2 separate regions of the Homo sapiens genome follow, and region 2 is linked to region 1. Evidence: read pairs that join two places in POLR2A ChIA-PET (ENCODE). Cell type or tissue: Panc1. All regions are shown on one strand. Links, peaks and the distances in the headings refer to the core of each region. The heading gives the core; the rest is flanking DNA.

The links. Peaks named below come from ENCODE experiments on the same cell type or tissue, not always from the same donor. Only the 100,000 strongest peaks of a DNase experiment are listed, where the experiment ranks them.
Region 2: POLR2A ChIA-PET joins it to region 1 with 7 read pairs; 15 of 35 experiments call an interaction of 5 or more read pairs at or near these places.

What each region holds. Positions count from the first base shown.
Region 1 is chr13:48,314,573-48,318,965 of GRCh38, reverse strand. All of the region lies in intron 2 of RB1 (RB transcriptional corepressor 1), which reads right to left. It also overlaps the pseudogene PPP1R26P1. Among named protein-coding and RNA genes, the nearest start is that of RB1, 13 kb to the right of the region's middle. In Panc1, for the core only: no CTCF peak of the experiment used is centred there; no DNase peak of the experiment used is centred there.
Region 2 is chr13:48,218,434-48,222,826 of GRCh38, reverse strand. LOC105370198 (a long non-coding RNA gene) reads left to right here and starts at 518. Exons shown (of 6, transcript XR_007063792.1): 1 at 518-2,428. In Panc1, for the core only: no CTCF peak of the experiment used is centred there; no DNase peak of the experiment used is centred there; H3K4me3 peaks cover 372 bases; H3K27ac peaks cover 115 bases.

The sequences.
Region 1 (4,393 bases), core at 138-4,137:
CAAGCCCACGCTTCTACTCCCTGAACGTGCCTTCCCGCTCTGACGGCGACAGTAGCTCCGTGGACAGCGACGACAGCATCGATCAGGAAATCCAGACGTTTTGACCCTCAAGGCATAGTCGGGGAGTTTGCTGGCCAGAGGTGAGAGCTGCTCGCAGGCTGCCCAGGGCCCACTTTCACCGCCTGGCCCCAACAGCCAGACCAGTGGCCCCAAGGCCCCCCTCTCTAAAACACCGGACCCGCTGCTGAGCTGCAAAAGGAAACGTAGAGGCGGCGGCCATGCCATGAGGCCGTCCACGCCCAAGAAAACGCGGGAGGTGGTGAAAGATGGTGGCCAGGATGCCGACCACAGCCAGGCGTGAGCCGTGCCCGGCCATGAGGGGCGGGACCTGCCCGTCCAGGGCAAAGCCAGCGAGGTCCCGGGAGGGGAGGGCGCAGCCAAGGGGCCCGGCGACACTCGCATGACGCAGGGCCAGGGTAAGACAGACGAGGTGAGGCACCTGGACGAGAAGGAGAGCTCCGAAGACAAGAGCAGCTCCCTGGACAGTGACGAGGACCTGGACACGGCCATCAAGGACTTAAGGTCCAAGCGAAAGCTCAAGAAGAGGTGCAGGGAACCCAGGGCTGCGTGCAGGAAGGTCAGGTTCAGCACTGCCCAGATGCACTTCCTGGAGCAGCTGGGCGGGCTCCCGAGAGACTGGAAAGACAGAAGCCCGCCGGTGCTTAATAGCTGACTCTCCAAGTCCAAGAGAGACAGCGGCGAGGGTCCAGGGAACAAACCTCCCAGTGTCTGTGGCAGTATGGCAGAGAAGACGAAGCAGGAGGGCGTCAGGAGCCAGGACACGGCCCCGGCCTTCCGAGTGAGGGGATGCGCCTCTGCCTCCGCCTCTGAAGGGAATCCATTTCCCCAGGGAATGCCAGGGCCCAGCTCCCAGCCCCGGCTCCCTGTCTGACGACAGGAGTTCAGTGGACAGTGACGAGAGCATCGAACTGTAGATTAGTAAGTTTTTGGCGGAAAAGGCCAAGGAGTCTGAGCAGTTCAGAAGTTCAGGCAGAGGGCCCTGCTGCTCTCGGGAAATGGGGCTCATTCAGGCCAGAGTTGCTGTGCAGGAAGGAGCGGGCCCCACCGCCTGGCGTGTGCACGCGGAGTCAGTGGGCCAGGGGGGTCCCACAGCCGGCAGAAGGGCCATGAGGTGCAGAGAGCGCTGGAGCACAGGGCACAGCCGACCTGTTCAGCCAGGGCAGGAAGGGGCTCCCCGCTGCTCCCGCCCAAGGGGATCCGGCACCGCCCAGGAGCACCAGTGGCAGTGTCTCCGCCAAGGGGCTCTCAGCGAGCAGGAGAAATGTTTACATTCAGAAAGACCAGCGCTCACGAGGGGCCGAGCATGCTGCCAGAAGTGCTTTTATTCAGCTGCCCAGCAGTGCCACAGCGGGCACCGAGGCCGGAGGTGCTGGGGGGAGCTTTCACATGGGCTGCGGGAGCCGGGGCTTCCTGACCCCTAGCCAGGAAGCTGAAAGGGACTCTGGAGCCCAGGCTGACCACACCCTGCCCTCGAGCGACTTCACCCACCGGAACCCGTGCGCGCTGCGCTCGGAAAGTAGAGATGCGGAGTGGAGGCGGGGCGTCGGGAGCGGGAAAGACAAGGGGTCCGAGGGCCCCGCCTGGGGCCTGCCCAGCCTACCCCTTGTGGGCTTCTCCCCGCGCTGTCCACCCAGCTCTTCCATTTTGGAAAGGGTGTCTCCCAGGGGGGCAGGCAGGCCAGCCTCTTCAGCCCGACATGGGGCTGCCTCCACAGGGCCCGTCCTTCTCTGCCTTCAGGGAGGCCCAGGCCGGGCCCAGCCCTGTCTTTGGAAGCCCACACTTGCTGGCGAAGAAGGACGGCGGGCCCTGGCCAAGCAGCAAGGCACAGACAGGGCGGAGTTTGCCCGACAGGAGGAACTCGGGCTCGGAGGAAAGCATTTTAGACCTGAGGTATTGACGAAGGGTCATCGATAGGGACGACCAGGACCAGGGCACCTTGGGCGGGCACGCCTTGGTTAGTGACGCCAGTGACTTCAGCGACACTCCGCGCACGGAGGACAGTGGCGGCAGCTCAGCAGTGAAGGTCTAAGCCCTCGAGTTGTGGGTTTGCGTCCCGGTTTGCGTGCATTTGTGGAAAGGAGCGTATCTGTGCGTGTATCCGTGTGTGTGTGTGTGTGTGTGTGTGTGTGTGTGTGTGTGTGTGTGTGTGTGTGTGTGTGTGTGTGATGGTTCTGTGGTTGCAGGGAGGAGAAACAGGAGTCGGTTATACATAGCCCTGTATAGACGTACACCAACATGAAACAATGCTTTTATTTAACAGATGTGTCCTGGTAAATATGATTTCTGTAGCTTTCTGTAAATTATTTAAAGTGATGTAAAAAATATTTTTAGAAAATACTGTTGTTCAATTTTGTAGGGTGTTCCTAATTGCAATTTCCTGTGTTCTGCATACAAGTCTTAGATTAGAAAACATTTGGTTCTTATCATCGCAGCCAAGTTCACAGAGACTCTGATGTTTTTTGGTTGATTGCTGGTGAGAATGTCCGTCGGTGGCTGCAGTGGTAGCCTGAGGAAGGCAGAGCTGCCCTCCCCGGGAATCGCTCAGATGCCCCAAAGTGTCCGTCGGGAAGCTCGCAGGACAGCACTTTTTATACAGAGGACACCCCCGCCCCCCACCGCCCCCCTGGTCCTTGGAGGCCAGAGCACATTTGAAAACTGCAGTCACAGCTGTCCGCTGGAAAAAACGATTTAAAGCACAATGGCCAGCAAGCACGTGAGAGCTCCCTGTTGCATGTGAAATCCCCGCGGATGTCAGCGGCTGCTCTGCAGCTCAGCCCTGGGCCTGGGTGGATTCATGTCCAATCTTTCTGAATCACTAGATGATTCTAACATCTAAATAAACCCCTTTTTATATGGAAAATAAAGTAAAAAAACAATAGATGTTGGCGAGGATGCAGTGAAAAGGGAATGCTTATACACTGTTGGTGGAAATGTAAATTAGCACAACCTCTATGGAAAACAGTGTGAGGATTTCTCAAAGAACTAGAAGCAGATCAACCATTCGATCCAGCAATCCCACTACTGGGTATCTACCCAAAATAAAAGAAGTCATAATATCAAAAAGAAACCTGCACTTGTTTATTGCAGCACAATTCACAACTGCAAAAGTATGGAATCAACTGAAGTGCCCATCAGCCGATTAGTGGATAAAGAAAGTGTGGTATATAGCTCAACAAACTAGGCATTGAAGGAACATACTTCAAAATAATAAGAGCCATCTATGACAAATCCACAGCCAACATCATACTTAAGAGGCAAAAGTTGAAAGCATTCCCCTTGAAAGGCAGAACAAAATAAGGATGCTCTCTCTCACCACTCCTATTCAACATGGTATTGGAAGTCCTAGCCACAGCAATCAGACAAGAGAAGGAAATAAAGAGCATCGGAATAAGAAAAAAGGAAGTCAAACTATTCCTGTTTGCAGATGATGATTTTACACCTAGAAAATCCCATAGTCTCTGATCAAAAGTTCCTTCAGCTGATAAGCAAAGTTTCAGGATATAAAATCAATGTACAAAAATCACTAGCATTCCTGTGTACCAATACCCAAGCTGAGAGCCAAATCAAGAATGCAACCCACTCACAATAGCCACAATAAAGAATAAAATATCTAGGAATACAGCTAACTAGGGAGGTGAAAGCTCTCTACAAGAATTACAAAACACAGCTCAAATAAATCAGAGATGACACGAACAAATGGAAAAACATTCCATGCTCATGGATAAGAAGAATCAATATCATTAAAATGGCCACACTGCCCAAAGCAATTTACAGGTTCAATGCTGTTTCTATCAGACTACCAATGACATTATTCACAGAGTTAGGAAAAAGAAAAAAAAAATCTATTTTAAAATTCATATGGAACTGAAAAAGAGCCCGAATAGTCAAGGCAACCCTACACAAAAAGACCAAAGCTAGAGGCATCACATTACCCAATTTCATCCTTTGAAAAGATGTAGTTCAAAGGATACGAAGTAGCAAATACATAGGATGAACAAGTCCAGAGATCTAATATACAACATGAGGACTATAATAAATAAAATGGTACTGTATTAGAGATTTTTGTTAAATACATAGATTTTAGCTGCTTTTTCTTTTTTTTTTTGCCCAGGCTGGAGTGCAGTGGCACGACTTCGGCTCACTGCAACCTCCGCCTCCCGGGTTCAAGCGATTCTCCTGCCTCAGCCTCCAGAGTAGCTGGGACTACAGGCGCATGCCACCACACCCAGCTAATTTTTTGTATTTTTAGTAGAGACAGGGTTTCACCATGTTGGCCAGGCTGGTCTCAAATTCCTGACCTCAAGTGATCCAC
Region 2 (4,393 bases), core at 229-4,228, 96 kb after region 1:
AGTATTTGTCCCACTTGACTCTTTTAATGCCTTTGTCTTTAGTACTATGGGTCATACTATTGAGGGAGCCTGCTGTTTCATGTATATCTTAACTAGTTTTTCCTTTTTTTTGGCTTGATCCATTTTTAAACTTTGATATTCGTCTCTTTCTGAAAGTGAAACTACGTTTTGCAAGGAAAAAGGATACTCTTGGAGGCATAGTAAAACATTGCGTTATAGTCATTACTAAGAAATTGCACAACTATCATTCTGAGATACCAGCGCTAGTTTTGTTGTTTTTTGTTTTGAGGCTGATGGAGCCTTACTCTATTGCCCAGGCTGGAGTATGGTGACGCAATCTCGGCTCACTGCAACCTCCGCCTCCCGGGTTCAAGTGGTTCTCCTGCCTCAGCCTCCTGAGTAGCTGGGATCACAGGCACTTAACACCACGCCTGGCTAATTTCTATATTTTTAGCAGAGACGGGGTTTCACTATGTTGGCCAGGCTCAGACTCCTGACCTCAGGTGATCCGCCCACCTCTGCCTCCCAAAGTGCTGGGATTACAGGCGTGAGCCACCATGCCGGGCCCCCAGCGTTAGTTTTATGAAGAATTGGACTGTGTATAACAGAAACAAACACATACATACTGCAAACTTGGAGTCTTAATGGTATTTAATCAAAAGCAATTCAATTCACTGTTTAAAAACCTTTGCCACATTACCTATTCACTTTATAAAAATCACGTTCATCATCATGGAGATGAAAAAGGTTCCTTGTTAATGGCGAGTAAGTGGGTGGCTGCAGAAGACTGTGCAAAGATACAGACATAAAGGAAGAGAGAAATTGGGCAGAGAGGGCGTGGGGTATGGGAAGTAGAAGAAAGGACACATGTCATTAAGAACAAGTCGTTCTGTGAAACAGGAATTTGAACTAATAAATCCTGTTGTCTAATGGAATGCACCCAAGAAGAAAATAAACAGCTCAGTTGGTTGAAGACAGATTTCTAAGAAGTTTTTCTTATTGAGTACCCAAGGGAAAGCCAGTATTTCAGAAGCTCTGGTGTCCATGGTCAAATGGTATTTTCAAACAACTGTGGAGAGAAGTCAAGATGCATACACTTGGAGTCATTAAATAATGAGGAAGACAAGGTGGTGAGAAATCATTGCTAAACTGCAGTTCACCCCGTGCCTGCCAACAGATACAGAGCAGACAAGCTTGTGTTCCTGAGGTTACGCTGCTCTCATTTAGAGCACCACTAAGCCAAATGAAGAATATTACTTATATATAGCAGACTCTTCCTCAGGGAGGAACCCGAGGAAAGTCACAAAAAAAGTAGAGGAAGCCGAAAGAGTGTTTTTAGTCTCACACATCCTGTACTTTTTTTTCAGCTGCTATTTTGAAAGATAAACATTACATTTGTGGTTGAGTCGTCTTCCAGGTTAGAGAAAACAAAACAATATGGTTGTGAAAAGAAGAGGCCTGTGATGGAGCTAATGACCTTGGAAAGGCAGACTGCTTTCCTGGTTTTCAAAACAAAACAAACCAAAACAAACCATTTTTAAAAAGTGGTTGAACAACGGTAAAGCCCTTGCATCTATCTCCAGTGCCCCTAGGCCCCCAGCTGGTTCTAGAGTGACCTAGACACAAAGATGCTCTGTCCAGTGTGAGCAGAGGAATGGCATGCCGTCCCTGTATAGCCAATTCCACCTTCAGCTTTCATTCGATTGGCATTTTGTAGGCAGGAAGTTGTGTTCAACTCAGGTTTTATTGAAACTAGGGCATTTCTATATTCTTCTTAATTTGAAAATGAAAGCAAATTTTATTTAGGAAGCTAGTGGAGTTTTCTTGTGGGTTTGAAGGCAATCTCACTTTACCAATGGGTCAATTCCATAGATCCTTTTGTTTCCTATTAGATACCAAAAGTGGCTCCTACTTACTATATCCAAAACCCTGCTGTCATCACACAGGGCACCGCTAAAGCCTATAGTCAGCTGAGAGATCAGAGAATTTGAGAGGAAGAAACCAACCTATATGGCATTAGTAGAGCAGTGGGTGGAAATGCCTGCTGGTCTAGATATTATTGGGCCTCCTTGAGAAATTACTCAATATGACTGATAACATGTGTTGAAAGGTGTTGCAGAGTGGCTTCCTTTATACAGTCTACAGTGGAATTGACTTGTAATGGTGCCATTAGGTCGGAATTGGAAGACAGATAGGGATCCAGAAGACCCCAGATGCATGATTCTTAAACCTCCCAATAATAAAATATATTGTTGATTGGCATTGTGTTAGGATTCCTATGGCTGCTCTAACAAATTATCACAAATTTTGTGGCTTAAAACAACTGAAATTTATTCTCTCACAGTTCTGGAGGCAAGAAGTCCTAAATCAGTGTCACCAGGCAGAAATCAAGGTACTGGCAGAGCTGTCCTCCCTCCAGATGCTCCAGGTGAGAATCTGTTCTCTGCCTTTTCCAGTTTCTGACATTCTTTGGTTTGTGGCTTTATCACTTCATTCACTCCATCTTCAAATTTTTCTCTGCTCCTTCACATCATCCTCTCTCTCTCAATCTCTCTCTCTCTCTCTCTCTGTGTCTGTGTGTGTGTGTGTGTGTGTGTGAGAGAGAGAGAGAGAAAGAGAGAGAGAGAGAGATCTCCCTCTCCTTCTCTCTTATAAGGACATTTATAATGACATTTACAGCTCACTGGATAATCCTGGATAATCTCCCCATGTCAAGATTCTTAATCACATCTGCAAAGACCCTTCTTCTATGTAAGGTAATGTTTATAGTTTCTGGGGATTAGAACCTTATATCTTTGGGATCATCATTCAGCCTACTATAGGCATGCACTCTGTTCTCTCTCACATACATAGTAACACTCGATATATATACTAGGAGTCATCACTGGACGACTTGGAGAACACTAACTAATAAGTGCTTATTTTGAGCACCTGCTCTGTGCTGAGCTCTGTCCAAGTTGCAGCAACAAAACAAAGGAAGTGTGAAACACAACCTCTGCCTTGAAGTAAAAGACAAATATGGTTGGAAGAAAAGACTCATACACAAGTGACATAAATAGAAACTCTACAAAACAGAAGATAGTCATATAGTATAGATTATAAATGCTATGAGTTCAAATAAAGGAGATCTTTATTTAAAAAGAATAGAAAATATTAGCAATTTTAAAGCCTGCAGTTTTTCAGAGACAATCTACATTTTTCACTATTTGGGGAGTTCCATATAAAATTACTTGTAACACCTACAAGGCACAAGTGAATAAAAAACTGGATGATTAAATAACCTTAGTGGTATTATTGACTTTTGCAAAAGCTTGAAGCAGTATCTTATATCCAACTGGTCATCTTTGTTATTAATTATAATTGGATGTTGATGATACTCTGTATTGAAGAACAAATTGGTTTGTAGAAGATGAATTTCTTTCTTTTTTTTTTTTTGAGACAGGGTCTCACTCTGTTGCCCAGGCTGGAGTGCTGTGGTGCTATCACAGCTCACTGAAGCCATGACCTCCCAGCCTCAGGTGATCCTCCCCGCTCAGCCTCATGAGTAGCTGGGACTACAGGCACATGCCACCATGCCCAGCTAATTTTTTGTAATTTTCTTTGTAGCGACGGGGTTTTGCCATGTTGCCCAGGCTGGTCTTGAGCTCCTGGGCTCAATCTATCCACCCACCTTGGCCTCCTAAAGCGATAGGCTTAAAGGTGCAAACCACCACGCCCAGCCGGAATCAGAACTATCGATAAAATGGGGCATATTACCAGAAACAAGATGTATATGCTTGAAAGTGTTCAGTGGGCATTGTGGTGGATGTTCAAACACTCATTCCAGTCCAATTATATTGCCACGTATTTGTTTCTGTATTGGGTACCTACAAGGAGGAGATAGTCCCTTCTTCCTCTAGACTTTGCCATATCTGGATATGATGCTTGGGATTACTTAGCCACTTTGCTACCAATATTTGCAAATCTAAGAGCTGGATAGAACTTGGTGTATGATGGCATTACTGAAAGGATATATTGAGCAACTGCAGATTTTGCCCTGTTCAGACCTCTTATTAACTGAGTTAAGACAATTCCTTCTTCTTTAAATCAGTCTTTATTTGGTTTCCTAATATTGTACTACACAGAATCTTAACTGATACAAAGTATAAAAATAAAGAAACCGTATATGTCTTAATGCAATTTTAAAAAGAGAAAGCAACAAAATACAGAATTTATATGAAAATATGTAACTGCTAGGAATGGTTAACTCTTAAATGGGATTTATTTGGTATTTATTATAGGTTGGACATTGGACTAAATTCTTTATATATACTAACTAATTTAATCTTTACAGTACTTCTAATTAGGTGGTTACCATTATCATCCCCATTTAGGAGATGACAAAGTATCTGCT